2 separate regions of the Mus musculus genome follow, and region 2 is linked to region 1. A link is a loop called in an ENCODE intact Hi-C map of the cell type or tissue named here. Cell type or tissue: left cerebral cortex. All regions are shown on one strand. Each heading gives the region's core, and the rest is flanking DNA. Links, peaks and the distances in the headings are about the cores only. Region 1 overlaps Ankrd26 (ankyrin repeat domain 26). Region 2 holds the start of Bms1 (BMS1, ribosome biogenesis factor).

What was found. A loop is a pair of places that touch in the nucleus more often than their neighbours do. Peaks named below come from ENCODE experiments on the same cell type or tissue, not always from the same donor. Only the 100,000 strongest peaks of a DNase experiment are listed, where the experiment ranks them.
Region 2: a loop joins it to region 1, with 2.2 times the contacts of the local background. A loop is called at or near these places in 2 of 42 quality-filtered maps.

Annotation. Positions count from the first base shown.
Region 1 is chr6:118,536,168-118,552,736 of GRCm38, reverse strand. Ankrd26 (ankyrin repeat domain 26) reads left to right here. Exons shown (of 34, transcript NM_001081112.2): 7 at 696-768; 8 at 3,039-3,099; 9 at 3,200-3,351; 10 at 3,778-3,907; 11 at 4,362-4,423; 12 at 9,754-9,847; 13 at 12,188-12,286; 14 at 12,862-12,890; 15 at 12,973-13,051. Among named protein-coding and RNA genes, the nearest start is that of Ankrd26, 18 kb to the left of the region's middle. In left cerebral cortex, for the core only: a CTCF peak has its summit at 10,160 (motif pointing right); no DNase peak of the experiment used is centred there.
Region 2 is chr6:118,412,203-118,428,771 of GRCm38, reverse strand. It overlaps Bms1 (BMS1, ribosome biogenesis factor), which reads left to right and starts at 9,355. Exons shown (of 23, transcript NM_194339.1): 1 at 9,355-9,484; 2 at 10,155-10,363; 3 at 11,194-11,384; 4 at 12,230-12,309; 5 at 14,853-15,041; 6 at 15,551-15,693. The coding sequence starts at 10,188. It overlaps Zfp248 (zinc finger protein 248), which reads left to right. Exons shown (of 6, transcript NM_028335.2): 6 at 1-1,453. In left cerebral cortex, for the core only: a CTCF peak has its summit at 8,928 (motif pointing right); DNase peaks (open chromatin) are centred at 8,996 and 9,229; H3K4me3 peaks cover 1,788 bases; H3K27ac peaks cover 1,586 bases.

The DNA of each region.
Region 1 (16,569 bases), core at 5,600-13,599:
CATATATAACAATATAATTGTTAAAATTAAATGTTAATGGCTTAAAGAATACAGAGGAAAGAGACTAGGATTTGCTAAGTGTTCTGCTTTGAGCTAGATACTGTGTGGTGTGGCTAACATTTCTTACAATGGTCACAGAGCTTAGAAATGGGGTTTCATATAGTCCAGAGTGGCCTCAAATTTGTTATGTAATCAAGGATGTCCTTCAACTTCTACTCTTCCTGCCTCCTCATTGGCACAGGCAGTTTTTGAAACCAAATCACTCATAGGCTTGCCAGTATATTGACTTTCTCAGTTTAATATGGAATGAAGAGTGAGTCTTAAGTATTTCAGAGTTGGAGAAGTGGAGGCAGAAAGGCAACTGAAAAGCTTTTTGAGAAGAGGCCAAATCTGAGTCACATCCACCAAGAGACGTGTATTATACTGGTTGCCGATCTGCTCCTAGATTTCTTTTAAGCACTCCCATACTGCTGGAGAGATGGCTCAGCGGTTAAGAGCACTGGCTGCTCTTCCAGAGGTCTTGAGTTCAATTCCTAGCATCTACATGGTGGCTCACAATCATCTGTAATGGGGATCTGATGTCCTCTTCTGTCATGCAACCATACATGAAAATAGAGCACTCATATAAATAAGCAAACAAAAAGTAAATAAATGAAAGAGTTCGTCTTACAGTTTTTGTTGGCTGTTGCTCAAAGGTCTTATAACACACCTGGCCCTGCTGATTCCTGGCCGACATCAGATGAGGAGGACTATAACTTTGACAACAAGGTAAAATGCAGTTTTGTGGAAGTAATGTTTTGCTGAGTGTTTGCTCTGAAAATTTAGTGATGATCTATCATTGTTTTATGAGGAATATTGATCGGAGAAACATTTTTTTAGAACAATGACTTGTTAAATAATTTTTTTATTTTGATGAATATCAAAGACTGATTGTTCCTTCAGAAGGTGGAGGCTGGGAATGGGAAAGTGAGTGAGCTGGAAAAGAAATCTCCATCAAGAAAAACGTCCTACAGTACACAAAACAGGAGATTGGATCAAGAATTACTTTAATAAATATGCCTTGTTATGACTTGTAAATTATATGTCTGACTATTATACCCAAATTAAATCTCTGATGGGCCCAGTTAGTACAGTAAACCATTGACTCTCCATGGTGACTTAGTTTCAAGAGTGTCAACACACAGCATGCAGTTTCTCTTCATCTTTTTCCTTGGACTCCTCTTAGTCTTTAGGTGAACTTTTCTCTACTCCTATCCTTGATCTGCATGTAAATTACCATACCATCAGAAGCTGTAGAAATATGCAAATTTAATTTATGCAAGTTTATTGCAGTCCATGCCCCATGTCATTCCCTCAGGACTGTTACATCTGTAGACCCGAAGAGTGGATGCTCTGTCCTGAACAAAGTCTCTTGAATTCCTAGGACTGTGGCTCACTTTATATTCCTTGTATAGTAAACTCAAGTGTGCCTTACATTGAGGAAATGTCACATATAAAATCATAAAGTCTATTGAATTCTTAAAAACATGCTCACCTTGTGATGTTTAGATGTAAACTTGCATGACACTGAGGAAATAATCATGTTAAAAAGACAAAAATAACAAAAAGCAAAAACAGAGAAGTGTCGTGAAAGGAGGGCGATGCAGCTCATAACTGCTGTCTGAAACTGTGGCGTTGGATCATGATGAGACTAAAATATCTTTGCCTTATTGCATTAGTTAATATATTTTTGAATCTGTATATTATCCATAGAATTCTAATTAGCAAATCATCTCCAAGTAGGAAATTAATGGAGCATTGCGTTTCCCAGTGTCATCTTTATCTAGTAGTGATGTTACATCTCTCAGGTGATGGTAGCTAAACGTGACTGAGCGCTATGTACTTACAGTACAGAATTAACTTTTCATTACAGTAATGTCTTTAAAATGTAACTACAAATCATTATTAGGGTTGTACTGTGAGTCAAGGTTCTCATGTTATGCTGGCTGGTTTTATTTTGACTTGATACAAGCTAGGATTGTCTGAGAGGAAGGAACCTCAATTGAGAAAATGCCTCCATATGATCAGGCTCTAGGGCATTTTCTTAATCATGGGGGTGGTCCAGCTCATTGTAGGTGGGGCCATCCCTGGGTTGGTAGTCCTGGGTCCTATAAGAAAGCAGGCTGAGCAAGCCATGGGGAGCAAGCCAGTAAGCAGCACCCTCCATGGCCTCTGCATCAGCTCCAGCCTCCAGGTTCCTGCCCTGCTTGGGTTCCTGTCCTGACTTGGTAAACAGTGATGTAGACCCTTTCCTCCCAAGTCTCTTTGGTCATGGTGTTACATCGCAGTAGTAGTAACCCTAACTAGGCCGGGCTTTCCTCCTTTCTTCTTCATTTAAAACTCATTCATACGTTCCCTGCCTCCGTACGCGGACATGTGACAGCTGTCTGCGGTGTCTTCTATCGGTGCCCTTTTCTCCATGGTTGGCATGTTTAGCCATGCTTCTCTTCAGTCCCTGCGTGTGGCTTTGCCGCACAAGATTTATTCTTTTTCCCTCCTCTTGGTTAGAAAGAGCTAAATGTGTATAATAATTTGCATGTTACTTTTGGCACACAGGGTAGAATCACTTACACTGTTTGGATTTTAAACCATGAACTACAGAAAGTAAGCCCTCATAGCTTCTCCTTTAGATGCAGTCATGCAAATATAGGTCACGATGATACATTCAAAGTATTTTCAATTTCTTTAAATGCTAGTGTTTTCAGAAGTACTCTAAATTGTGAATACATTTTTGTTCTAGGTTATTTCATTTAAATCATACACTAAAGGATATCATAAAATTTGTGTAATAATTAGGTGTAAGGAGAGTAAAATTTTGATAGTCCTATCCCATAATCCTCGTGTAGTTGGAGTATGTAGACTAGTAAATGGCACAATTAATATTTGAATCTACCTTAAGGATTCAGAAACATACTCTTGCTGTTAGATCAGATGGTAAGAGTGAATACTATATTTACTTTATTATCATGTTATTTTCAAAATTATTTTTGTTTTTCTAGAATGTCCCCAAAATTAATTTGACAGAGTTGTGGACAGCTGCTCAGCAGTCTAGGAAAAACCGTAAGTCATTTAAATTTAAAGATGGCCTTTTCTTGTGCTGGTCATTCATTTAAAAGTAAGTATTTCCATGTGTTCTTTTTTTTTTTTTTTTTCATAATAGAAACAAAATGTGGCTTTGAGGAGCTAGACAATGGAGCCCGGTTTGATGACAGTGATTCCCCTAGTGAAAGTGAAGATGCCATTGAGGTTGAGCCTGCGCCATCAGTCAGAGTCCAGACCCTCTCCCCATCCCGTCAGTCACCTGACCCTGTGGTGAGCACATTCTTTTATCTTTAAAAGTCGGGCATGCCTGTTGATTGTTTTGGGGGCTCCTTTCTCTTTCCCTGAAAATACTGGTCAAATTTCTCTCTTTGCTGCATGTTGTGTAGGCCAGAGGTGTCCGATGCCCTGGAACTGGAATTGCATGTGAATCTGAGCTTCTGTGGGTGTACTGAGAATTACAGTTGTGTCCTCTGAAGACAGCAAGTGCCCCTAACTGCCGAGCCGTCTTCCAGCCCCATGTTGTCCTCTGAATACATTCTTCATGTCTGCCTTCCTGGTCCTTTGTCTACCTCAGACAGAGGGCATGGACCTTTCGCTTACTCACTGCAGCCTGTCTTACTCATTTTCACCAAACAGTGAATAGCAAGCACCCTGTGAGCTGCAGGGTGAGTGAAGTTTCTGTTTTCTCCCCGATAGGAAGGAGCAACCGAGCTAGCAATTGAAGGAGAAGAAAACGGTACTGATGTTATTGAGAGCGCTTCACAGGAGCAACCAAATCATGACAATTTAACCCGTGCTGATGGTTGGCACAAAAGTAATAAAAGTGGTGAGTTAGTGACTACTTCCAAACATTTCCATGCTTACTGTTAAAAAGCACTGAAGGGTTGAGCACCAAAGCCAGCATCTGTTTCTTCTAACTACTCTTCCTTTTGCTCTTCTTTTTTTTTAATTTATTTATTTTATTTATATGAGCACACTGTAGCTGTCTTCAGCCACACCAGAAGAGAACATTGGATCCCATTATAGATGGTTGCGAGCCACCATGTGGTTGCTGGGAATTGAACTCAGGACCTCTGGATAGAACAGCCAGTGCTCTTAACCGCTGAGCCATCTCTCCAGCCCTCTCTTGCTCTTCCTTGCTATACCAATTCCGTGTGAAGCTGCTTAACCACCAAAAGCTGTCATCTTTATTCTAACTTTGTGGATATAGATAAACACACATGAGTTTAAAATTCAGGACTACGTGTTTTAATGAATATGTATGCAACTGTGTTTTATAGAAATGATGTCTGCATTAGGATTAGGAGAAGACGAAGATGAACACTCGCCTTGGGATTCTGAGGTACGGACAATGCATAACTGCAGCTACTCACGTTCTCACCTGCACGTGCCTTTGAGGGGCTGTTTCCTCGCATCTTCAATCCATAAATAATACTTCTAAACCAAGGACTGCTCGAACCCCAACCCTGCTCATCTGTATGCTTCAGTCAGAGATGTAGAAGGCAGAGGAACCACTTTGGATTAAATTTAAGTGCAAATTAAAAAGTCCGTCAACCTGTGACCTGAAAGATTCTGTGATAGATGTGGGTGTGTGCACGTCCAATGGGATTCTGAGGGAAAGGGTAAACTGAGTTTTTACCCTTGAGACCTGAAACAGGTGGGACTTGGGGTGTCATTCAACCTCGGTTGTAAAGTATAAAACCACAAGGGAGAAAGAAAAGAATCAGTGTAACTTTGTAGCTGTAGTGATTTTGGTTAAATTTGTTTTAACCTAATTCTGCTGTAATAGATTTAAATTGTCTTCAGACGTGAAGTGCGTTTAGTACCAGTGTACTGTCCGTCTGTCCATAACGACCCATTTTAATGACACCACCATAGAAAGAGTTGGGGGCGGCTTGGAAGTGCAGCAGCCGTGCATACTGGAACTTCACAGTCAAAAGACATGGCCATCCTTGGTTCTGACATTTAATATTTATAGAATTTGGAGGAAGTTAACCTATTTGAGTGTCAGAGACTGTGTTTGCCATAAAGACATGAGACGAACCAATGAGGTGAGAAGATAACACATCCTGTGAGGAGTGACATTCCTCCACTCATGTGGCAGCACCCATATGGCAGCACAATCCTACTGCTCCTTGAAATGAACCAAAGAGACGTAGTGTCAAGGAAAGGATGGAAAGGTGCAGGGCCACTCAGATCTTCATTCTGGAAGTCTCAAGAAATTACCCATTGAGGTAACCCGGAAGATACAGCGATTCTGTGCATGAGGTCTTTCCCAAGAGGCCTTAAATGCTTTGCCCTGAGTAAACTGTGACTGAGTTACCGCTATAGCTGAAGCAGCTAGACACTCGGTATGACAAGTGGAGGAGGCTCAGTGTTAGTGTAGCGATAGAACAGAAGACCACACAGCTGTCAGTCAGTCTCACTGCATCAGCTAAAGGAAACAGGAGGGAGTCTGGGTTTCAGGTGGAGTTGAGGTGGCATTATTAGGGCTCTGTCTGAGGATGACATTCAAACTCCCAACTAAAGGAGGAGAGCAGCAGCCAGCCCATGGGAGTTGAGAACATTCCAAGAAATGGTGAACCGAGTTTGTTTATCACTTTGCTCTAAATGTCCAAAGACAAAGCATGAAGTTGAATATTCATTTATATATGTATAGTCTATACAAAATAATTCCTTGGCGCATTGTAAACACTTAGGCATTTTTATGTTCTCTCTTGTTCAAGCTTACTACATATTTTGGAAGTTCTTTTTGATTGGAAGGGATCACATTCTGCCTTTGATGTTTGTGGGCTTTTATTTATACAAACAGAAAACAGGTTCTTTATCGTTCTAGTCAACCAATTTTTGCTGGCTGTAAAAGTTTCACACAAAATTACTTAGATTTTTCCAAGCCTTGGTTTTACCTAAATATAGCAACTTTTTTAAATTGGATATCTTATTTGTTTGCATTTCAAATGTTCTCCCCTTTCCCATTTTCTCCTCTGCAAACCCCCTATCCCATCTCCCTTACCCTGCTTCTGTGTAGGTGCTCCCTCACCCATCTACCCACTCCTGCCTCACCACGCTAGCATTCCTCTACACTGGGGCATCAAGGCTTCACAGGACCAAGGGCCTCCCCTCCAATTGATGCCAGATAAGCCCCCTTCAGCCTCTTCAGTCCTTCCTCTAATTCCTCTATTGGGGTCCCTGTGCTCAGTCCGATGGCTTAAAGCAAGCATCCACATCTGTATTGGTCAGGCACTGGCAGAACCTTTCTGGAGACAGCTGTATCAGGCTCCTGTCAGCAAGTACTTCTTGGTATCGGCAATAGTGTCAGGGTTTGGTGTCTACATGTGGGATGGATCCCCAGGTGGGACAGTCTCTGGATAGCCCTTCCTTTAGGAGCAATTCTTGGTTAAAATTTTGAAGATGGGTGGGTGGCCCCATCCCTCAACCAGGGGGGCATGCCTAACCTCTGGATTTGGTCTCAACAGGTTCTCCCTCCCCTTCGTTAGGTATTTCAGATAATATCATCCCAGTGGGGTCCTGTGAGGCTCTGGCTTTCCTGGCATCTGGGACTTTCTGGTTGCTACTCTCAGTTCCCCATCCCCCATTGCTATACACCTCTGTTCAATTTCATGACCCTCTGTATCTCCTCTATCTCCTCCCATACCTGATTCTGCCCCTCTTCCCCTCCTCCACTTTTCCTCCTAAGTCCCTCCCACCCTCTATTTCCCTTGACTATATTGTTCACCCTTCTAAGTAGGACTGAAGCATCCACTCTTTGGTCTTCCTTCCTCTTAAGCTTCATGTGGTCCAGTCCATGTGTTGTATTGTGGGTATTCCACCCTCTTTGCCTAATACCCACATACCATGTGTGTTTTTTTGTGACTGAGTTACCTCACTCAGGATGATAGTTTCTAGATCCATCCATTTGCCTGCTAATTTCATGAAGTCATTATTTTTAATAGCTGAGTAGTTCTCCATTGTGTAAATATACCACATTTTCTGTATCCATTCCTCTGTTGAGGGACATCTGGGTTCTTTCCAGCTTCTGGCTGTTATAAATATGGCTGCTATGAACATAGTGGAGCATGTATCCTTATTGCATCTTGGAGCATCTTGTGAGTATATGCCCAAGATCTTCCGGTAGTACTATGTCCAGTTTTGTGAGGAACCGCCAGACTGATTTCCAGAGTGGTTGTACCAGCTTGCATTCTCACCAGCAATGGAGGAGTGTTCCTCTTTCACCAGATCCTTGCCAGCATCTGCTGTCACCTGAACCATTCTGACTGGTGTGAGGTAGAATCTCAGGGTTGTTTTGATTTGCATTTCCCTGATGACTACAGATGTTGAACATTTCTTTAGGTGCTTCTCAGTCATTCAAATTTCCTCAGTTGAGAATTCTTTGTTTAGCTCTGTTCCCCATTTTTTGATAAGGTTGCTTGATTCTCTGGAGTCTGACTTCTTCAGTTCTTTGTATACTCCAACTTGTTTCTTGGGACCATTTGCTTGGAAAATTGTTTTCCAGCCTTTTACTCTGAGGTAGTGCCTGTCTTTGACACTGAGATGTGTTTCCTGTATGCAGCAAAATGCTGGGTTCTGTTTATGTATTCAGTCTGTTAGTCTATGTCTTTTTATTAGGGAATTGAGTCCATTGATGTTAAGAGATATTAAGGAATAGTGATTGTTGCTCCCTGTTATTATTGATGTTATTTTTATGTTTGTGTGGTTATCTTCTTTTGGGTTTGTTAAAAGGAAATTACTTTCTTGCTTTTTCTAGGGTGTAATTTCCCTCCTTGTGTTGGCATTTTCCATCTATTATCCTTTGTCGGGTTGGATTTGTGAAGAGATAATTGTGTAAATTTGGTTTTATCATGGAATATCTTGGTTTCTCCACCTATGGTAATTGAGAATTTTGCTGCTTATAGTAGTCTGGGCTGGCATTTGTGTTCTCTTAGGGTCTATATAACATCTGCCCAGGGTCTTCTGGCTTTCATAGTCTCTGGTGAGAAGTCTGGTGTAATTCTGATAGGCCTGCCTTTATATGTTACTTGACCTTTTCCCCTTACCGCTTTTAATATTCTTTCTTTGTTTTGTGCATTTCGTGTTTTGACTATTATGTGCAGGAGGAATTTCTTTCTGGTCCAGTCTATTTGGAGTTCTGAAGGTTTCTTGAATGTTTATGGGCATATCTTTCTTTAGGTTAGGGAAGTTTTTTTCTATAATTTTGTTGAAAATATTTGCTGGCCCTTTAAGTTGAAAATCCCAATTCTCATCTACTCCTATTATCCGTAGGTTTGTGTCCTGGGTTTCCTGGATGTTTTGGGTTGGCTTTTTTGTTTTGCATTTTCTTTGACTGTTGTGTCAATGTTTTCTATGGTATCTTCTGCACCTGAGATTTTCTCTTCTATCTCTTGTATTCTTTTGGTGGGTGATGCTTGCATCTTTGACTCCTGATCTCTTTCCTAGGTTTTCTATCTCCAGGGTTGTCTCCCTTTGTGATTTCTTTATTATTTCTATTTCCATTTTTAGATCCTGGATGGTTTTGTTCAATTCCTTCACCTGTTTGGTTGTGTTTTCCTGTAAAAAAAGGGATTTTTGTATTTTTCTCTTTAAAGGCTTCTATCTGTTTACATGTGTTCTCCTGTATTTCTTTAAGGGAGTTATTTATGTCCTTCTTAAAGTCCTCTATCATCATGAGATGTGATTTTAAATCAGAGTCTTGCTTTTCTGGTGTGTTGGGGTATCTAGGGCTTGCTGTGGTGGGAGAACTGGGTTCTGATGATGCCAAGTAGCCTTATTTCTGTTGCTTATGTTCTTGCCCTTGCCTTTTGCCATCTGGTTATCTGTGGTGTTAGCTGGTCTTGCTGTCTCTGACTGTGGCTTGTCCCTCCTGTAAGCCTGTGTGTCAGCAATCTTGGGTGACCAGCTCTCTCTGGGCAGAATTCAGGTATGGAGAGCTGTGGCACAGGGTCAGCTCCAGGACAGAAATGGAAACCGGAAGCATCCTGTCCCCGGCTGTTCCTTGGTTCCTGTGTCCTGGGGGCTCCAGGTGAATCCCTCTTGGGCAAGGTATTTGAGCAGAAGTGGTGGTTTTACCTGTGCTCTCAGGTGTGTCAGCACTCCTGGGAGACCAGCTCTCTCCCAGCAGGATTTGGGTACAGAGAGCTGAGGCATAGGGTCAGCTCTGGCCGCAGATGGAAACCTGAAGCTAGCAACGTCTACAGTGCCTTCTGTGTAATCCTTGTGACACGCTCTGACGTTTCTTACTTTATACATTTCTGTCATTGGACATATTTGAAGGGTTTCATGCTGTATTGAAGCAGGTGAACTTACAAGAATTTCTTAAGATACCTGTTTTTTTAGTCATCTTCTTACATTGCATGAAGAATGAGGAGCAGTGCTAAGTGTTCTAAGCTTCGCTGCTTGCCGAAGCATGAAAACACGTTAATTCTTTATGAATACCCTCCTCTGACCTTCCACGCTTGCCTTCATAGCTGGTAACCAGATGAAGAGTGAAGGTGGGTTTAATCTAGAGGAAACACATGCAGTCTTCTTTATTGACATGTTTCTTTTCAGTATAGACTTCTTATTTTTCTAGCAGTGTTTAAACAAGAAACTGAAGCATCATCTTAGAAAATGATTAAGAAATCTCTGTGTAACTCGTTTTGATCTCTGCTCCAACAGAGTATCTCCGAGAGTGTGTCACTGAAAGACGTAGGTCACTTCTCTGGGACTGCAGATCAAACGGGAAAAAGGAGAGCACATGGACAGATAGAAGGTAAGAATGGCTTCATAGTTTGTGCATAGCAGCAAAGCATCTTCAGGAGGATGGTGGGAGGAGCCATAGAGAAGAAGAAACCCTAGATCCTATCAGGTCTGCCAGCCGTTATGATCTGAGTTTGATTTTCTAATTAATTTTCCCTCTATTACCTTACAAAACATATCCATGTGACATACAAGTATAATAGGAATATTATCCCTAAAGTCAAAGAAATAAAAAACAGAGCATGGCCTTAAAAAGTAAAGGCTGCAGTAAAGGAAATGAGCATTTTAAAAATATTTATTTTATGTATGAGTGCTCTATCTGCATGTACACCTGCACACCAGAAGAGGGCATCAGGTACCAGTGAAGATGGTTGTGAGCCACCATGTGGTTGATTGGAATTGAACTCAGGACCTCTGGAAGTGCTCTTCTTAGCTACTGAGCCAACTCTCCAGCCTGGAAATGGGCATTTTTAACAATATTTAAGTATATCTATATCACACTCTGAGCAGCTACACTGTATTCTCCTCTTGTACCAGAGTCATTCATACTCTGCCAACTGCTTTGAAGTTCATAGTATTTTAAATGATTTATTTTTATTCTTTATTTTTTTTCTGGCCAGTTTGAATCCAGTTTGAATCCTCTATCAGTTTCTGGATGACAGCTATTCTAATAGGGTGAAGTGGTATCTCAATGTAGTTTTAATTTGTGTTTCCAAGATGACCAGGAATATTCAAGACTTTTAAAAATAGTTCTTGACCATTTGTGTTTCTTCTTTTGAAAGCTGTCCATTTCATTAGCCCGTTGGTCGTTTTGTAGTTTTGCTTCTTTGGTATGCAACTTCTGCATTTCTTTGTAAATTCTCAATATTAGCCCCCTGTTTGAACAGTTGGTAAAGTAGCCTTCATATGTATCATAACAGTATACTCTCAGAGAAAGAAATTAAAAATAAAAAACACTTACAATAGCTTAGAGGAGTTAAGTGTGCATGGAATATACCTAACTAAAAAAGGAGAGACCCTTCTAGTGGGAATGTCAGGACCCTGAGAAGGGAATCCAGGCAGATGCTGTGGATGGAAGAGCTTCCGCGCTCCTAGACTGGCAGAATGGCTATTGTGACCATGGTGCCATGTTGGATCAACAGACTGGGTTTTGACCTTGGGAATCTTTAATTTTATGTGCATTGAAGTTTTGACTTCATGTGAGGATGTGAGATCCCTGGAACTAGAGTTAGAGACAGTTGTGAGCTGCCGTGTGGGTGCTGGGAATTGAACCCAGGCCTTCTGGAAGAACAGCCAGTACTTTAAACTGCTGAGCCCTCTCTCCAGCCCTGACATGAGGAATTCTTAATAACCTTTCATTATAGCTACCTTACACCCAGCACATGCTTGAAGGTTTACCTTTTCAAAACTCTTCAGGACAATCTTTAGCCTTCCAATTGCTTATCACCTGTTTTCCTTTTCAAAAAATCCTTTCCTTTAGGCCTCCTAGTTTACCACACAAAGCCTTTTCATATTCAAAAGCGTTTCTTTTTCCTTTAACAGTTAACCCAAAACAAATTTTCTAACCTTTACATCCCCTCTTCTTTCTGACTGTTCTTTCAGTCTTACTGTTTTTACATAATTAGAAAACATTTCTAGTTATATTCTAAGTGAAACCCAAGAAGTTGTATAGGAGACATAGGATCCGTGAATATTGTGTTTTGAATATGTGGCAGTTATAAATACAGACTGGTCATGCTTCTAGTTAGAAAGTTCAAAAGAAAGGGGAAATAGGGATTATAATTCAGAATTATAATACAGAGGAAGGAAGGTACTGGAATAATCAGTAGAAAACATGTAAGATGAAAGCCATGCATGTGAAGGTCTGGAGGTCACTAGAAGAGAAGAGTAACTTTTGTGGAAAGGAGGGAAGCAGCCGGGCGCTGTGGGAGCTGACCCGGGGTGGGGGTGGGGATGCTAAGGAACTCAGGCTAGACTCTTGCTGCTTCGAGGTGTTACTGGAATTTGGAAACAGAGTTAGAATTTGATTTACTCACAGATGTCATCTGAACAACTAACAGGCACCTGAGACTCTCATTAATATGTTACTTAGATTATATTATTATTGTTATTGTTGTGTTGCTGTCTTTTGAGATAACTGATTTTTTTTTTTTAAGAAGTTGTTGTTTCATGAAAATCTATTAAAGACTAACATAGTTAACAGCTAAACCAAACTGATTTTAAAGCAAAGCATTATGGTTCATTTCTTAAGTATTTTAAATAAATATTAAACCAATCTTGAAATAAAAGTGTATTAATATCTCTGGTTCTAGTATCTGATGACTCAGTCTAAAACATGTGCGTTATTTCTTAGATGTGACTTATATACCTTCTTGCATGAGTGGATCAAGAAGCTTTAAAATGGCTAAACTAGAGGAGTCAAGAAATGTAGGCCTTCCGGTAGCCCACATGGGTATGGAAAAAAATGGTATTTTTATTAACTATTATTCTACAAGTATATGTCTAAATCTAATTGATTTTTAAAATCTTCTCTGGCAGGAAATGAATTGTGCATTCCACTGAACTTTCTTATCTTTCTGCTTTGCAAATTATAGGGCAAACTGAAAACCATGATGAATGCTTGTAGTATAATGTGAAAAACCATTCTGGGGTGCTGCATTAAAGACACGCTTTTACCATCGTCTCTGCAGTGGATCTTCACAGTCATGACTTGTCGCTCTAACTAACGATCATGTTTCTGTCTGTTCATCAGCATGCTCACTTTGGTGAAAACACATGTTTCTGTTTTAGTCACGGTCACTGGACACGCCTCGCTTTGAGTCCTAACTGCATGTTTTGTCAAACTTACTCTCTTGTTTTTCATTGAATAGATTTCTGATACATGGGTGGCCTTAGCAGAGGGGGATAGCAGAACTGATCATTTTCAAATGTGTCATGAGGGTTCAGTGCCATAGTAACTGCATAAATCGATGGTTGGCTTACCATATTTATATATAATAAATTATACATTTTCCTTTTGCTTTTCAGAGGCCCCCAGGAAATATGCAATCATGGAGGTATAGTAATGTTTTTCATGAGTTTTTACTACATGTTATATGGAGTACACATTTGTTAAATATTGTTTTCAAATCCATCCAGCCTACCATCGAAAGGAGGGCTCCTGTTCTGAACAAAACGGAGACAGTGGGAATGACGGATGCACAGACTTTCAAGTCAGGTAAATTGTGGGGTACTCTAGGGGAAGGCGCGTTGCACATTGGAAATGCTCGGTCTTATGGTTCCTAAACATTTTTTACTCCCTATTTTATTAGAAAGATTTGAAGTAAATAAAACAGCATTGTTATTGGTACCTGTCATTGGTAGGTACCACACTGTCTCCTTTGGAAGCCAGGAGTTACCCGAATTGTTTAGGGGCTTCAACTAAGTCAGTCTCTGGATTTGTGGATTCGACATAGGAAAGAATGTTCAGACTAGCCAGGATGAAACAAAGTTGAGGTTTTTGCTAAAAGTAGAGAGGAAGACACTCAAATGAATAAAAGCCCATCTGAACATGCGTATGACGTTTCATTGAGCTGTGGCTCCTAAGCAGAGGAGCTAAGAGAGACATGTGGGAAAGAGGATATGCCCACGAGTGGGTGTGAGCTTCTAAGGAGGACCTGACTGAGTGTGGGATCATTAGCCATATCGCTTTGGTGGCTCTCAAGTTACATCTCAAAGGGTTGTTTAGAAACTTTGATTTTTTTTCTTATATTTTCCTCTTGTTTTGATAAATGAGATTATAAATTGACTCTGGGTCCCTTGAATGAAAAATTCAAAATTCAAAAATTCCCGTGGAACCTACATTAAATAGAATATGAGTATCTTATAAGACTTACTAGAGCAATATATCTTTATACCATCTTTAAAGCAGTTAATTCAAACTTCCACTAATATCTGCCTATAGGAAGCAGATGGTTTTTAATTGTTAAGCTCTCTGCCTAGAGCAGCCATCCTGTTATAGCATCTATCTGTTGTGCTCTCTACCTAGAGCCACAGACATTTATCAATTAACACCTGTTCTTAGCAGGCGATTACCACTGCTCTCTCTACTTGGAGTCAGTGACTAATATTCCCTATCTGGTTCCGAACTGCAAGCGAAAATGCTCTGATAAGGTAAACGAGGGCCATGCAAGGGGGTTATATCTTTTAGTGTAAATAGGACTTCTGGTGAGACCTCTACCAGGTTTACAGCTGAGAAGACAGAAGTCTCTAAAGCTGTGGTTCCCAACCTTCCTAATGCTTTAATACAGTTCTTTAACACAGCCCTTTAATACAGTTTTTAGGTTGTAGTGACCCCAACCATAAAATTCTTTCATTGCTACTGTTATGAATCGTACTGTAACTGTCTGATATGCAGGATGTCTGAGATGCAGCTCCCATGAATAGGTCATTCAGCCCCCAAAGGGGTTGTGACCTACAGGTTGAGGAGCATGACTCCAAAGCAAGTGGTACCTAGGCTTGCCTCTGCTGCTCAGCTGGCTGGCCATGTAACCACATACTGTAGTGGCTTCTTTCTTTTCTCGTGTCCCCATAATTGTCAGTGTCTGTCACTCTTCTGGACTGGGTGGGGCTACAAAGCCCACCCCCACAGTGACACACTTCCTTCAACAAGGCCACACCCCCTAACAGAACCACTCCCTAAGGGCAAAGCATATTCAAACCACCACAATGTCAAAAGACTAGAGGACTTTAGTGGAGAAATGGTTCTTACAGTTTCATCATATTTTCCCTTTTATCTCAAAAAAGCTTAACTCTGGCCACTCTGCTTAGAAAAGAAAAAAGAAACAAATATTTGTTGTGTTTGTATTTCCTGTCTCCTGTTTATCCACTCTTTGATTTTATGTGGAACAAGACTCATTCTGTTTTTACATGGGAGACAGGAAATCACTTTGGAAATCATTTATTCTTAAATTTGTGATGTTTATCCTTGTCTTAAAAGGGGAACTCTGAAAATACTTGGTGTGCATCAAACAAGTAGTACTAATAGATGAAAAGAGGATAAATAATTGAACATCTCTGAATGAATAGGAAAAGGGATAGGTGACATAGAGTTCCACAGACCACCCCAGTCGGGTATGGGGGTCCCTGGAATGAGAGTCTTTGAAGCTAGGTGGGTAAGGATCCAGCAGTGACAAACAGAAACAAACACAGAGGCAGTTTGAATCTGAGTGTATTCTGCAGCTCTCAAGCAGGGGATTTTATACATTTTTTAAAAAACAAACATTATATCTCTTAGAAACTATATCCAGTGAAACAATCACAAATACCAACAAAAATCACTTGGCACAATAAAGCACAAAAATCATCCAAGCATTACAACTCTGAAACTATGTAGTCAGTGAATCACAAACAGAACAGGTAACATCATTATAAATCATCAAAATATAACAATTCTAAAAGGATGTATTCAGTGGGGGCTATCATCCAAGGCTAGTGGCATATTTCCAGGAGCAGGTTAATAAATCTTTAACAGTCAGTGTTCTTAATTGCTGAACTAACTCTCCAGCCCTGTGGTCAATTATTATTTAACATCTAGTGCCTGCTTTTTTAAAATAAATCTTCAATGCATAAATTTAAATTATTTTAATTCTTTCTAATTAAGGCTTTCTTTACCATATACTAAAACCTACCTCTGATGACACACATGTAGACATATGAAATTTTATTGTTGGGAAGTTTTCATCTATCATCATAGTTTTGTAAATGATTTAGAAAGTAAAGCGTTGGTTTCCCTGGGGATAAGGTCATGTTAGTGACCCCATCTCTAAGGATGGTTTCTTACCCATTATTCTCACTTAAGATCTTGGCCTAGGTTCCCAGGAACATGTAAATAAGAAAAGGAATAAGAGAAAACAAAACAGATAGACTGCCCTGAGAACTACGGCTCAATATTTTTTCTCCGGCAAAGAGTTCCACAACCGGTTCCAGGAGGCCTCCCCATTTTGAGGTCAATCGCCTCAGTCTGTGGAACTTGTCACGCAGATCCTACGGGAGGTGGCGTGGCAGTAGAGTAACCCATGGTGTCGAGCTTGTGAGGCAGAGGAGGATATGGGGCTTCTTCAAGGAAAACTTTGTGCACATTATATTTGTATCGTTTATGTCCTAAGAAGTGAAAACGTTATACTCAGATATTTCAGATTGTAATCCTGATTTGACCTTGTCTAAGACTCATCAAAGATTGTGTTAACGTGATAATAAAAATGAGTTCATAGCATAGTCAGGGTCAAAAACTCAGGTGCCATGCACAGAACTTGCAAAGCTGTCCCCAGGAGGACATGGGATGATGAATATTGAATGTATCTTTTCCATTAGAAAATTATATTCTGCATGGCTTGTGTGACTCATAGAAGACAGAAAACAGAACAAAGAACTTTCAACTCTAGAATACTTCTGCCTATCTTTATAATACTGGAGATATCATTTTCACATATTTTGTTAGCATTGTAAATGAATGAATTCCTTCAACATAGGAAGATGTGAGGCCAAACTACAAAGTGAGCACAGCTAACGAATTGGGTAGTTTCTTTTTGCATGATACTTGATACTTTTTGCAATGAAAAGACTAGTATTTCAGAACTCAAATTTGTACATTTCTTTGTTAAATGAAATTTTGTTCTATCCTAGGCCCAGATAATGCCGTGTCCTAAATTTTTCTAGAAACAGTCCCTCTGTCCCCTTTATTCTGCTGCTGTCCTC
Region 2 (16,569 bases), core at 5,716-13,715, 120 kb after region 1:
AAAGAAGAAACTTTCATTTGAAAGATTGTATTGAAGGGAAATTATTCATATAAATAATATGGTAATAAACTTAGAAATTAAATTGTATAATGTCTTCCAAATCTGTCTTTTAAATATAATGGTTAATATTAATTTTACTTGTATTCATAGGAAAGTATGAAACTTAAAAATGAGCGTCTACAGCATTGACCATACATGTAAAGACAGCCGGTGTTTATAGACCTTGTGTGAGTATGTTAATGTAACAGAAGTCTAGGAAACCCTGGATTTATGATTTATTGGAACCCAGAAAGGATGTGAGGAAGATGAGCCCTTAGTTTAGCAACTGTTATGGAATACTTTCACACTAAATACCACCAGCGTTTTTATAGGTTGATAGGATTATGTACGCTTCTGAACATATTTGTGAATGTGATCTAGATGTGTGAATATGTAAATATACCTGTATGCATGTACCTGTACACAAATGGTGTTGTCACAAAGGCAGCTCACACCATTTAAAAGTGCTGATGATTGTTAAAATGTCAGGATTTTTGTGGCTCAATTGTCTAATATTACATGAAATTGCAGCTCAATTATACTGAGAGCAAAGGAAATAAACAACACTTGTCATTCCTAACACTCTGCTGTATCTCACTGCTGTCTTGGCTGTGTACCATCGGTCTCCATGCTGAGAGTGCTGTAGAGTGGTTCACTATTGTATATCTCCTTCAGTTACCTCCCATGTGTGCGTGCACACACACACACACACACACACACACACACACACACACACACACACACACGCCATTGCTCCGCTCATGTTGGTAGCTTGCCCTTAGGACGTTTATACTGTAGGAACTGATAAAGCATGTGTCAGAGCTTGATTTTCTCAGAGAAGCCGTGTGTATATAAACTATGTGGTAGATTTAAAATATAAACTGCCCCTCTTTGTATTTCCTAAAATAAATAAATGGCTCTGGCCATCATTGTCAAATTGCCTCTATAGTAAAGAAGCCAAAGATGGTTTACTGAGCCTTTTAATTACCTCAGAACTATCCAGTTCTAAATACTACCAGTCTCGATAGCTTGGTCAGTATATGCTTCAAGTAACATTATTATATTCTCTCTCTCTCTCTCTCTCTCTCTCTCTCTCTCTCTCTCTCTCTCTCTCTCTCTCTCTCTCCCCCCCCCCCCTTCCCCTCTCTCTCACACACACATATATTATCACAGACTTTTCACTATTTTGGACCATGAATAAGTATGGCCATTATTACCAAACTACCCATTTGGTGAGGAAATGAAACAGTATATTTCTGAGAGTTTTTCTTAGCTACCTCTATGTCAATCATATAGATGCTGTTAATAAAAGTGATATTTACATGACTTAACTCGAGTTGTCAATGGTAATGCTACACTCTACAAATTTAAAGATGGTAGTATATAATAAAATGTTCATATTATACCCTTGGAATTTCATTGTGTTTCTATTTAGGCATGGTTACATGTAAGTGTGGTCATGTGTACCTCAGTAATTATATATTGTATTTACAATTAGAGATCTCTCTCCTTCCTTTGTTCTATTTCCAGTACCTCCTGGAAACAACTGATCAGTAGCTTAAGAGATGCTAATCACCTTTGCTGGGCTGAGTTTTCCTCCTTACAGGATGGTTTGGGGAATAAATCCAGATTAGTCAAAGCCAGTCATGGACACTCCATTCCAGCGGTTTTGCTTAGGTTGGAGAATGCTATGCAATACTGGAATTGTTCTCAATGATGAAGTTGTCATAACATGAAAAGATGAGAAGTCAAAAGGGACACAAAAAGAGATGAGGCCTTTTTGTATGCATTTATAGACACTATGCTGACATAGTTTGTGGTCTGGATGGGCAGTGGCTTGAAGACGACAGTGCCAGCTGAAATGACAGCTGAGCCAGAGATGATGTCACAGACCTGTTTAGTCCTTTGCAAATACTTTTTGTAGACTTCTGGGACTTCATATTATTTTCAACAATACCTGTTTCTTGTTTATTACCAGGACTGTTTGGTACTTGGAGCTAAAGGCATTCCAGCTAATACCAGAGATAACTTTTCCAAGTGCTGATATTCTGTGGTTTGTGGGAAAAATTTCGTTTAACTGTTGCATGCAGGGGAGGATTTTTTTTTTTTTGGTTTTGGTTTTGGTTTTTGTTTGTTTGTTTGTTTGGTTTGGTTTTTTTCGAGACAGGGTTTCTCTGTGTAGCCCTGGCTGTCTCCTGGCACTCACTCTGTAGACCAGGCTGGCCTCGAACTCAGAAATCCACCTGCCTCTGCCTCCTGAGTGCTGGGATTAAAGGTGTGCGCCACCAATGCACGACTAGGAGGATGCTTTTTAAAACCATAGTCCTTTCTGGTGGAAAACAGAATCCCTCAAATAAAAAGATTTTAATGATTACTTTCTTTAGTAATGTGGTCCAGAAACAAGGATGTTAAAACATTACACCAGACTCCAAAGAAAATTTATTGTATTATAAGAAAATACTATGAAAACGTGTACTCCATTAATTTGGAACATCTGAAAGAAATGGATACATTTCTAGGTTCATCCAAAACCCCAAAGTTAAACCAAGAAATGATGAAGAACCCCAGCTGACCCATAACACACGAGACTGAAACAGTGATGAAAGGCCTCTGCTGAAAGAATTGCAGGCCTAGATGGTTTCACGGTAGAATTCTACTGGATTTCTTGGAAGATCTATAGCTGTTACTTAACTACATTATACAAAAGAGCAGAAATAGAAGGATGCCACGCCCACACCCAAATTCCTTCTGTGAAGCTATATTACTCTAATACTCAAACTAGGAAGAGACACAACCCAAAGGAAAACCTGGAAGAACATGAATTCAAAAACCTTCAATGAAATATTTTCAAACAATACAGGTATAGGACAAGAAGATCAACTTAGATTGATCCCAGAATACAGGGGTGGTCTACATACATGTCAATAAATGTAATAAATAAATGAACTTACAAAATTACATGGTCATCTCAGTAGATACAGAAAAAAGCCTTTGATAAAACCCAACATGTCTTCATGATAAACATCCTAGAGAGTAGTACTAGAATGAACATACCTCAACAAGCTATGTGTACAAAATCATCCTAAGTGTGGGGAAATGGAAAGCAATTTCCTTAAATATCAGCAGCATAAGAGAAGGAAACTAAAGACATCCAGGTATGAAAAGTGAAATCAAAGTGTACTCCCTGTGCACAGATGATATGATGTATGGAAGAGTTCCCAAAAATTCCTCTAGAAACCTTTTAAAAATTTTACCAAATTGTTGGATTGCAATCAACAAAAATCAATAGCCTTACTATATACCAACAACAGAGAAAGAGAGAGAGTGAGAGAGAGAGAGAGAGAGAGAGAGAGAGAGAGAGAGAGAGAAAGAGAGAGCATGCATGGGCACACTCCTATTCACATCTTCAAAGAAAATAAAGTACCTAACAAACCTTGGAGATTGGTGATGGAGATTGGTTCTAACGCTTTGTCTTAATTTGGTTCCCAAATCACACGTATCCAGATACTGAGGGTCCCTGTCTCCAATTGGTATTTGATTGATCAATGAAGAGCCAACAGCCAAAAGCTGGGCAGGATGATAGAGATGAGACTTTTAGGATTCCCAGGCAAGACAGACAGAGGGAGAAGAAGGATTCCACCCTGTAAGGGACGTAGGTGGGACCGTGTGCCATGAAGGAGCCTGCAACATGTAAGAATCCGAGAAAGTGGCCCCAGGGGCTACTCCCCCGATTGGGTCTTGGGCAGCAGAGATAAAAATACAGATTTAGCAAGTATTAATCCAAGAACATCCGAGGGCAGTGTATGTTAGCCGCGGGAAGAATTTGGAAGTGCCCTGCCCTTAAGGTAGTCAAGGCATCTCAAAATATAAATGTGTGTGTGTGTGTGTATGTGTGTGTGTGTGTGTGTGTGTGTTGTTTCATGAATCCAAGCTCTTTGGTGGGAGCAGAGCACATACGACTCATCAGGAACTCAAAGTGGATTAACTATTCACCATTACACAAACCTAACCAAGGAGGCAAAGGACCTTTGTAATGAGAAGCCAACGAAAGAGACTGAGAACACCACCAGAAAAGAAAAAGCTCCCCATGTCTATGCGTTGGTAGAATGAATATTGTGAAAAAGACCACTCTACTAAAAGCCATTTACAGATTCAGTAGAATCCCAATCAGATTTCCCACAGCATTCTTCAAAAATTCGAGGAAATGAAATCCTGAAATTCCTATAGAAGCACAAAAGACCCTAAACAGCCAAAGAAATCCTGAGCAAAAGAACAATGTCAGAAGGATTACCACCCCAGATTTCAAGAGACAGTACAAAACTATAGTAATAAAAGTTATAGTAATGTCACAAAATAAACATAATAAGCCAACGGAACAAAACACAGACATAAGTTCACATAACTACAGACATCTGGCACTTGTCAAGGATAACAAAAACATACACTGGAGAAAAAACAGAATCTTCAAAAAACTTGATATCCACAGACTGAAGAATGAAGTTAAACCCATATATATTACTTTCCACAAAATTTCACTACAAATGAGTCAGAGATCTTGGTATGAAACCTGACATGTGAAACCACTAGAAGTTAACTTAGGTAGATGATGTTGGTGTAGGGAGGGACTTTCTGAATAGAACTCCATTTGCCTAGGAATTCTGGAACCTTTATGATGTGGAGCCTTGCCAGAGGAAGCATCTCACTAATAATTTATAGTCACATTTGATAATTTATAGTCAAATACCACTTCTGGGTCTATATTTCCTGTGTGCAAAAGATGTGACCTTTCAGTTTACCATTTCTACCTGAATAATTTCCCTGTTATTAGGGATACTAGTCCTAAAGTGTAAACCAATTTACACTCTTTTTTTGTTTGTTTTGTTTTGTTGTTGTTGTTGGTTTTTTTTTGTTTTGTTTTTTTTTTTTTTTTTTTGGTTTTTCGAGACAGGGTTTCTCTGTATAGCCTGGCTGTCCTGGAACTCACTCTGTAGACCAGGCTGGCCTCGAACTCAGAAATCCGCCTGCCTCTGCCTCCCAAGTGCTGGGATTAAAGGCGTGTGCCACCATGCCTCTACACTCTTTTTAAGTTGCCTCTAGTCCTGTTTATTTTAGCACACTAATAGAAAATTAATTAATACATTGATTATCCCTCTACACTGAGCATGTAGTCCCTACAATGGCCCATTAGTAGATTCCTGGTTTCCACATGTACCCCAAATTAAATACATATAGTAGAAGATTTGAAATTATAACCCTGTCTTTGGGTTTTACTGCTGTGAACTGACACCATGACCAAGGCAACTCTTAAAAAGAGCAACATTTAATTGAGGCTGGCTTACAGGTTCAGAGGTTCAGTCCATTATCACCAAGGCAGAAGCATGGCAGCATCTGGGCAGGCATGGTATGGGAAGAGCTAAGAGTTCTATATCTTCATCTGAAGGCTGCTAGCAGAATACTGGCTTCCAGGCAGCTAGAACTAGGATATTAAAGCCCACACCTACAGTGACACACCTACTCCAACAAGGCCACACCTCCTAATAATGCCACTCTCTGAGCCACAAATATACAAGCCATTACATTCCACTCCCTGGCCCCAATAGGCTTGTTCAAATGCATGAGTCTATGGGGGCCATACCTAAACATAGCATAATGCAAAGTACATTTAGACCAACTTCCAAAGCCCCCATAGTCCATCACAGCCTCAATAATGTTAAAAGTCCAAAGTTCAAAGTCTCTTCTGACATTCATCCAGTTACTTAACTGTAATCCCCAAAGCAAGACAGGAAACCAGCTGGGCAAACTCCAAATATCTCCATGTCTGATGTCAAAGTGGTCTTCAGATTTCCACTTCTTTTTCATCTATGTAGAACTCAGCCCCCATAGTCTATCACAGCCTCAATAATGTTAAAAGTCCAAAGTTCAAAGTCTCTTCTGACATTCATCCAGTTACTTAACTGTAATCCCCAAAGCAAGACAGGAAACCAGCTGGGCAAACTCCAAATATCTCCATGTCTGATGTCAAAGTGGTCTTCAGATTTCCACTTCTTTTTCATCTATGTAGAACTCAACACACTTCTTTCTCCAGGGCTGGGGTGGTTCCACTCCCTCTTTGCAGCTTTCCTTGGCAGGTATCCCATGGCTCTGGCATCTCAAACATCTTCGGATCTCAAAGGCAACTTCAAATTCACAGCTTCTTGTTCCAATATCTGGGATCTACACACGATCTTGTGGTCTCTTCCAAAGGGCTTGGGTCAAATCTCCAGCTCTCCCCTCTGTAGCATTGTAGGCTCTGGTTGACACCACTCCATTGCTGCTGCTGTTCTTGGTAATCATCCATGGTCTTGGCATCTCTAGTACACTGGTGTCTTCTGCTGCAACTAGGCTTCACCAATAGTCTCTTAAAAGCTCTCTTCACGGTGCCAAGCCTCAAATCCTTTACATGATCTCTTCAGTCCTAGGCCATCAACTATATTCCATGGTCTCTTACAGTGCCAGGCCTCAGCTGCTCTTTATGACCCCTTCATACCTTCAAAACCAGTACCAACTGGGAGACTCTTACACATTACCATGTCCAGCTGCAGCACAAGGTATAAACTTGGTTATATCTGGAACACAGCTTCTTTGTGCTGTCAGAAAAAAATTTCCCAGAAGATTTCACCTCAGTGATGTTGGTTTCTTCTTAGTTACCACTAATTTCTTAGCTCCAGCTACTCGGCATCAATTGTCCCAATCGTCCCTTCTATTCTGGACTCTAATGCCAGAGCTATGTGGGCAAAGCTCCCAAGTTCTGCTGCTTTCTGGGGCTGGACCATAGTCCCTTGTTCTACTACATTATCACCAGCTTTCTGTTTTCCAACTCCTTTACTGCCTAATCTTGTCTGTCCTGGAACTTGCTCTGTAGACTGACTTTGAACTCAGAGATCTGCATGCCTGTCTCCTAAGCACTGGGATTAAAGGTATGTATCACCATGCCTGGACTTAAGCTTTTCTTCACCTAGAACTTGCTGTGTTCTAGGCTGGCCTTGAACTTAGAGATCTGCTTGTCTTTGCCTCCTGGGATTAAAGGGTTGTACTATCATGTCTGGACCTAAATTTAGCTGAGTGGGATCTTGCCCCAAGGTTGCTACTCCCTTAATTCAACTTAATCTCCTCCAACACAGGATTCAGCTTCCTTTCACTTCCTGGTGACATCAGGAGGCAGGGGCAGACAAATCTCTGAGTTCAAAGAGCAAATTTCTACAGAGCAAATTTCAAGCAGCCAGGGCTATACAGAGAAACTCTGGCTTGAACCTCTCCCCCACCACAAAATAGTATCAGTGAACAAAATGGCCTTATCTAGTGTCATAAATGTGACTTGTCTATTTAACTAGAGATACAAACTGTTCACTCAAAAGTTTTTTTATTTATTGAGGATTACATAGAACACATTTTCTAATATTTCAGGACTCACGAGAGCTTACCCCCAGAGAGATACCACATTTGTCATGCACACCAAGCCCCAGCATACTCAAATGTCAACATTCACACCACACGCCTTCAGGCACCTTAACTCCAGTGTCTCAGAATTAAAGTGGATCCCATTCCCTATGTCAAAGGCCATGTCTCTCACCCAACCCCCGTCCACTAACTCCCAGCATCTTTGGGCATCTACTTTGTAACAGAATGTTCTGCAGCTCCATATCTTAGCCATTGCGTTCTAAGCAACCATTTGGGGATAATGAAACAAACATGCTAAAATCTCTTTAGTATGCCTATGAAAAATGTCCTTAGTGTTTAGTGCCTTAAGAAAACTAACTGACTAGTTGTCTAGTTACCTCTCAATGTCAACTTGACACAGTCCAGAGTCATATGATGGTCCAATAAGAAAGTCTCAGTTAAGGAATTGCATAAATCTGATTGGCTTATAGGTATGACTGGAGGGCTGGACTTGATTATTAATTGATTTAGGATAGCCAGGCCCACTATGGGTACCACCATTCCCTGGGCAAGTGATACTGTGCTATGTAAGAAAATAAGGCAAGCATAAGCCTAATGAGTGAGTTAGCAAGCACTATGGTGTCTGCCCTGAGTTCTTCCAGCGTTGGACTGTATGAGAAATTTCTCATAGGCCTCATTTGGTGGTTCAGCTAGGGGGATAGTTGCCAGGCAGGATGACCCTGTCACAGGTTGGGACTGAGGGCTGTTTGACTTGTTCAATAGACACCTCTGTCAGCCATTTGTCCTCAGTTTGCGATCTTACATTCCAATCCTTTTGTTGATGATAAAGGGCAATGTAGTCTTTTCTATAACTACTTCCTGCAGAAATTGGGGCGTTGCTCTGGAATGTGCAGAAAGGCTAGAATGATGGTCACTGGAATGATAGTCAAAGGATGGGGAGAGAGAAATAGGAGGGCCAACCTCACAAACTATCATTTGCTAAACCTTTGATTTTGTTTCATAATTTCCATATGAACCTTTAGAGCTGTTTTGTGTTGGTGTGCTATTAAAAGGTACAAAATGGGAGACTTTGAGGCAACTGAACCCATGTTCTTGGCTCATTGAGGTGAGAGCTGTGTTTTGCATGAACATGCTATTTTGTGGGAACCTGAATCCGTATTCCCAGGCCGCAGTCACTCTTATTTGGCGCAAGGAAAAAACCCTACTTCTTATTCTCCTTGAGATGAGCTCAGTTTTGAGTCCAGCATAACTGTAGCAAATAACCGGGACTGGGGGTTTGAGGGCTATTCCCCAGGACTGGACTGAGTCCTGGGGATGCAAGGCTGAGCACAGAGACACAAGACACACGACACACATAGCCACACATGCACACAAAATGGCAAGCTAAGACGTTTTCTGAAGAAAACGCCCTCTCCAGGAGCACAGAGGAGCACCCTGCCCTCAGCCCGTCGGTCCTGGCACAAGAGGGCAGCAGAGCGCTGAAAACCCGTGAGGACAGCTCTGGCAGCGGTGACAGGGAGCGGTAGCCTAGCGGATGGGGCGGCGGAATTCACAGCTTTCAAGTTGGGACTGGCGATGACTCGGGCGTCCTTCCAGCGTTCCTCTGCTACTCAAATAAGCGGGCCAGGGCCCAGCGCCGCGCGGATCCTCTGAAGCCAGGTCGCGCTGGCTGAGAGCCCGACTCTCAGAGTGGCTGGGACCCGAAGGAGAGGGCAGTCCGTGCGAAATCTGAAAGTGCGCTTGCGCAACCCTCAGCCAACCCAGAGCTTACTTCCGGCTTTCCCCTGAAAGTCGTCCGTCCACGGGTTCCTTTTTTTCCCCTCTTCTTTGCTCGTTTCCCTCCGACGGGTACAAGCAGAAGGACAGTTTCCGCTTCCGGCGTCGTGCTTGCGGGCTGGAGCGGTTGCTGCCGTGAGTCCGAGTGCTTTCGCGAGCCCCGTCGGCTTCCCGGTTCGGTCGGTCCTCGACCTCCCGACAGGCTGCTCCCAGGCTGCGTCTGGGCTGGAAGGCAAGTTTCTCGGCCGCCGGAGAGGTGCTCCCGGGAGTGTGGAGGGCGTGGGTTCGTGCAGTGCTGGATGGGGAGCGGGTCACTCGAGCAGGGAGGGCTCCTGCCCAGCTCGGCTGCGTGTTCTTCTCCCAGCAAAAATAGATCACCGGGAGGGGAAAATGTGCTTCCTCCAGGAGCTGAGAGGCGAGTCTGCTCAGCACTGTTCGGATGTCTTAAACTTGTATGTTTGTTTTCGTTTTAAGTTAAAAGGACACTTCAGCCTAAGCTACCTAGAATAGTAGGCACTAGTCACGTGCGACTAAGTTTAAAATTAATTTAAACTTAAGATAGTTTTCAGTTTCCGAAGGTACGCTTGAAATTCTCTGTAACCACGTGTAGTTCACAAGGCTTCTGTACTGAGAACAGCAGGTAGGATGTATTTCTGTCATTACAAAAAATGAGCACTGTCGAAATGGCTTCAACATAAAACATAAGAAGGATAGTGTTGGTGCTGCTAACTCTTATACTTTATGGCGTAAGAAAGGGACGTGAATTTGAAGATACTGGCTAAACATTTTCTACCTCCATTCAATGAACAAATACATCAGCACTTAAGTAAATTAAATTACTGCCCTCCTGTGTTACCCTGATTATAATTGATTACCACCACCGTCCTCCCTGTTCCGTGTAGGTAAGACTTATTTGTAGTAGATAAATAGCCACCATGGAGACCAAGGACCACAAGAAACATAGGAAGAAGCACAGTGGGCCTAAAGCTGAGAAGAAAAAGAAACGGCACCTGCAAGACCTACAGCTTGGAGATGAAGAGGATGCCCGGAAGAGAAACCCCAAAGCTTTCGCAGTGCAGTCAGCTGTGCGGATGGCGAGGTCCTTTCACAGGTGTGTTTACCTGGGGTTAGTGGGTCTTCCCTTAAGTACTGGGAGCCTCTCCCAGATGGCATTTGCCTTGTGAGTCTTAACTCAGGTCTGAAGGACGTAGGCATGCCATAGTAGGCATGCCGTATGGCTTTTCCTAAAATGTCAGAGCTCTGTCAAAGAAACATTTTCCCTCTAACACCTGCCCTTTGCCTTTCCCCACTTTTTTCTTTGTTTTCTTTCTTTCTGTCCTTCTTTCTTTCTTGTCCAAGAAGAAGAATTTACACAATTTAGATCACACACAAAAAAATCTCCTAAACTTTGCATATCTCCATGGCAGTTAAAGTGTTGGTGGTTCCCCCCCAATACTTTTAATGTAAAATACTAAAATAACTGTATTTAGGGAGATAATAATATATAGCCAGCAGTTTTCTTTAAATGTTACCTAATTGAATTCTTTCAACAGCATTAAGAAGTTAGGAATTATTCTCATCTGTGGATAAGAAAACAGATTCAGAGCACAAGTTCAATAGCCAGTTGATAGAACATTTACCCTGTCTCCTACACCTGACTTGTTTTATAACATCTCGTCACTATGGTTCCCCTTAATTCTCTTAAACATTAAAGCCAAGTCAGTGTCATGATGTGTTTGATTATTAACTTTATTTTTTAGTCATCTGTTTTATCTTTACTGAAGAATAACTTTTGGGTGAGGAGGGGGTTAGAAGTTAACCGGTTAAAATAAAGTTAATTGGATCCATGTATTATCTGGTCTCTATACCATCTGGACTTTTAAAAGATCTTTTGTGTTTTGGAAGTAAACTTTGTTTTGTTTTATTTTTGTAAACACATAGGACTCAGGACTTAAAGACGAAAAAGCATCACATTCCAGTGGTTGACAGAACTCCACTGGAGCCCCCACCAATAGTGGTAGTGGTGATGGGACCTCCAAAAGTTGGAAAGAGCACTTTGATACGATGCCTGATTCGGAATTTTACCAGACAGAAATTGAGTGAGATCAGAGGCCCTGTGACAATTGTGTCAGGTAGGGAGTGCCTCCATAGACTGCTGTGCCAAGGGATTGCTGTTTGGTCAAACAGAATATATAACACCGATGTTGTTACATCCGATTACCACATGGTTGCTTTTACTGACTTGCCTGTAACTCAGAAGGTAACTTCTCAGACATACAATGCTGATGTGCACCTCCTCAGTCTGACTGCTTGGTCTGCTTTGCCAAGTGTGCTTCGTGGAAAGGCCTAGGACTGGGTCTTGTTACTGTGAGCCCATTCATTTAACAATAAGTGAGCTCCCATATACCCCACACATCACTTTCCTTCTCAAAGCTACTCTGCGATAATTTGTGCACTTTTGTTTGTTTTTGTATTTGAAGCAGGGTCTCTCTATGTAGCTCTGGTTCTCCTGGAACTTGGTATATAGACCAGGCTGACCTCCAGTCTGGCTCCAGAGTGCTGGGATTAGATTTTGGGTGCTTCAGTGAGAGAAGATGAAGTAAATTCTCCAAATGGTAATGTTAGGAACTGAAGTGCCTTGTTAAAGAAGTGATGGAGTAGGACATTTCTTTATCTTTGGGACATCCTTGATCACTGTGTTTATAGTAATAGTACAGGAGCATATGCCTGTCCCGTGGACATGCTGCTAGGTTAGGTTTGATGGTTTTAGCTGTATTGAGAGTGTAGAGATTTTGATGGAGATAAAGAGAGTGGCCTGTAGCTCAGCAGGATCATGGGCATTAGTTATAAACTGTCTAGAGTTGTACTGTAAAGGTATGTGGTATTTTACAGTTAAAAACAAGAACATTATAAAGTTAATGGATAGGGTATTCTCAAGTTTTTTTAAAATGTAAAAGTTTCATCCTTGTACTTACAGGTAAAAAGCGCAGACTTACAATTATTGAGTGTGGGTGTGACATCAATGTAATGATTGATCTAGCTAAAGTAGCAGATCTGGTAAGTCAATAGGGTGACCTGGGTTCCCAATGGAGAGTGTGACAATGTGATGGGTTATTTATCTCATTTGCAAGGAAATACTTGTGATTATTCAGGAAAGATAGGATAGAAGTGGTTGAAATTATGGCAACCATTGATACTGTCAAAAAAATGGAATGTGCATGAACACATTCTCAAACCTAAAGAAATGCATAGGGTGAGAAAATATTGGACAATATTAGTATATGATACACACATGCACACATATGTACAAGACAGGATTATATCGATACATACATACACATATACATGTATAAGACAAGATTGTCAGTGCACACATGCACGCACACATATACTTGCTTGCACAATGCCTGCCATTTCTTGAATGCTTCCTAGATACTATGCTAACGGCTTTCTGTCAATTTAGTTCACATAACCACTAATGTGCTCCTTCAGGTATTATGTGCACTTTACGTATAATGAAATTGAGGCTCCTAACAGTTAAGGTCATTGTTTTGGGATGAACCCTTCCTATTTCTTTCTTGTTTTGTTTTGAGACATGATTTCGCTGTAGTCCTAGCTGTCCTGGAACTACTCTGTAGACCAGGCTGTTCTCAAACGCAGAGATCCACCTGCCTCTGCCTCCTGAGTGCTGGGATTAAGACAGGTGCTAGGATTGAGCGGGAATCGCCATTCCCTTTTCTTTTTGAGCATAAGTTTTCGTTTTGTAGGATCTTCGTTGTCTCACTGTTTGAATGCTTCCCACGTTTGTATACAGAATTGGGTGGTTTTTATCCTCCATTATCCCGTAACTCCCCCTCTCCTACTGAAATCCTCCCAACGAGACCCCTTTGATGCCTTTTTGAGTTTTTGTTTTGTTTTATTTTGTTTTGTTTTTTAAGACAGGGCATCTCTGTATGGCCCTGACTGTCCTGAAGCTCATTATGTAGACTAAACTGGTCTCAAACTCAGGGATCCACCTGCCTCTGCCTCCTGAGTGCCGGAGCAAAGGTGTCTGCCACCCACCTTAGCTGATGACTTTATAGCTACTTAGTTAAGGATTTATTTGACTCACTGTGCTTAATTATGACTGCTTATGTGAGTCAGGTTCTTTACTGGAACCCTGGCTCCTCTTCCCAGCATCCAGTAACTTCCCATAGTACATGAAGGAATGCTGATGGTCTCAGTCTTGTCCAGGTCACAGTGAGTTTTTGAGTACACTCTTCCCCAACTTGTGGCTTTTTATCCTTTCACCCTGTCTTCTGCAGTACTCCTGAGCTGTGGAGAAGGAGGTACAGTAACACTGATGTCCTGTTTAGGGCATGCATTCTACAGTTGTTTGACCAGCCATGAATTATTAACTGCCACCACTTGCAAAAAGGATCTCTGAAAAAGGATAAGAGTCAGACTAATCAATTTTCTTGTTTGTTTGTTTGTTTGTATTTTGTTTTGTTTCATTTTTGATTCCTGACACAGGGTCTAACTGTGAGCCCTGAGTGCTGGCCTATAACCTGTTATATATACCAGGCTAACCCCAAACTCAGAATACTCCATGTCTCTGTCTCCCATAAATATAACTACTTAGAGGGCAGTCTGACACTGTGTCCTTTTAACAAAACACCAGCAGTAGATTCTCCTCGAGAGCCTGTGACCTCTCCAGCCACAGGCTCTCAACCAGGTTTACAGTGCTAGGCCTGAGTTCTATAGAACTGGCCTCAGATCCAGTCAAACAGCAGTTGATTACCCGCACAGTGGCCATCTGAGTGTGAACATGACTTGCCTGGCAGGCCAACATGGTAGCTGGGGTCACAGCTGGGAAGATGGTTGGTGATTTCCCCACGTCTCTCTGGCAACTGTACATTCCATAGGATTCCCAGTCTTACTGGTTATGCTATGGTCAGGGTTTAGCAATAGAAAACCTATACAGTACTAATTACAGGAAACACACAGAGCCTGAGGGGCTTTTGAACTGGTGGTTTTCACTACTTTTTTTTTTTTTAAAGCTGACCCTTAAGGATAACAGAACTGTGTGTTTGTGTGTGTGTTTAAGATTATTTTATTTTATTTTATTTTATGTATATGAATGGTTTGCTTGCATGTGACTCTGTGCACCCTTTGCACATCTGGTGCCTGCAGAGGTGACAAGAGGGTGTTGCATCCCCTAGAACTGGAGTTACAGATGTTTGTGAACTGCCATGTGGGTGCTGGGAATTGAACCTGGGTCTTCTGTAAAAACAAATGCTCTAACTGTTCAGCCATCTCTCTCTGACCACATCAACCTATACTGATTTTTAAATATATATATATTTAAATTTGGGAGTTACTCAAGTGTTACTCTTAGTACAATGTAGAATAAGCCTTGTGTTTTTAAAATGACTGAAATACTAATAATTTTGTAAATTTGAGGATATGAATGTTAATGGAGATATCTTTTGTGACATTCTTTTGAATATTTAAGAAAACAAGTGAGTGGCTTGATGTGACCATGGGCCATAATTTGCTGACTCTTGGTCTGGGGGGAAGTATTTTCATGGCTTCATTGAGAAATTGTGTTCTGTTTTTAGGTGCTAATGCTTATAGATGCCAGCTTTGGGTTTGAGATGGAGACATTTGAGTTTCTAAACATCTGTCAAGTACATGGCTTTCCTAAAATTATGGGAGTTCTCACCCATTTGGACTCCTTCAAGCATAACAAGCAACTTAAGAAGACAAAGAAGCGTTTAAAGCACAGATTCTGGACAGAAGTCTACCCGGTAGGAGGAAAATTATTATTGGATCCTATCAGTTTTAGTCCTTTAAAGTAGCCAGAGTGAAGAGCTATTCATAACAGCTCTAGGGTGTTCCTGTATGCATGTGTTTGTAGCCCTTGGCCTGTTCCCTCCACATGGTCTTTGTCAGGTCCTCTTGGTGTATCGAGTTTGCTTCTGTGCATACACATGAGACAGTGCACTCTGTTGGTCATGGTTTGATGCAGTGCTTCAGAAGTCTCTGCTAGCTAAGGACCAGGACCTACCACTTCTCCTTTTTGTACCGCTGTGGCCTGTTGGTCACAAAATCCTTTCTCTGCTCAGGAATCTCCGTGCCTTCTCCACATATGCCAGTGCTTAATTGAGAGGAGTTTGCTTTGTGAGGCCTTCACGTGACACATGCTGAAGAAGGCAGCCAGCTTTGAAAACACCAAACAGTAACTTCCATTGACCTTGCTTTCTATGCTATTGACATAGGTTTAATTGACATTCATTCTTTCTTTTTTTCTGTTTAGGGCGCCAAGCTATTCTACCTTTCTGGAATGGTGCATGGAGAGTATCAGAACCAAGAGATTCACAACCTGGGCCGGTTTATTACAGTTATGAAGTTTAGGCCTCTCACATGGCAGACTTCTCATCCTTACATCTTGGCAGACAGGTAAAATACTAGTGTGAATTTCTTTCTTCCTGGTCTGTTTCTTTTTAACTCAAATTTTAAGATTTAAGAAAGGTCAGTGATAGTACCTATTGCCTGCATCACCGGAAGGTGCGATGCTTTGGAGTGGATAATTATGGAATGTTTGCAGTGTTTGGAGTACAGATCAATGCATAGAGGGCTGAGTTCCAACATTGTCCTTTTGTTTTCTTTTTCCTCATCTTTATTGTTTTGTTTGGCTTTTTTTTTTTTTTTTTTTGAGACCGGGTTTCTCTGTGTGGCCCTGGCTGTCCTTGAACTTGCTCTATAGACCAGGCTGACCTTGAACTCAGGGACCCGCCTGCCTCTGCCTCCTGCCTCCTGCATCTGCCTCTGCCTCTGCCTCGGGATTAAAGGCATTGTCACTGCTATCTGACTTTTTTTTTTCCTTAACAACACAAAAAATGCAGATAATAGAAAAAGGAAAGATTTTGGGGCATCTGCGATGGTGTCCTTGTGCCCAGGGCTCTAGTCACCCAGCACCTGTTTTGTGTTTTTCTTCAAGCTTTCTTACCCCATAGTACCATTCTTTAGAGGAATCCAAGCTCACCAAAGGCCTCAGCCAGCAGACCAATCTTAACTTTCCAGTAAAGAATGTTTCTGAGCCTGTGCTCTGCTTTTCCCTGACCCAGTGAGGGTGTCTGTCGTCTCCCTTAGAAGTGCCTTGTGGAGTGCATCGCGTATCTGCGGAGCCCGGTGGAAGCAGTCATGCTTGGCTGCCTGTCCTGTGGTGCAGCCCTTGCTTCCTTGTTTCTGGGTTTTGTAGTTTTCTGAATGATGTGTTTAAGGAGCGAGGCTTGGTTTTGTGGTGTTTGAGATCAAGCTCTGGGTTTGATCTTG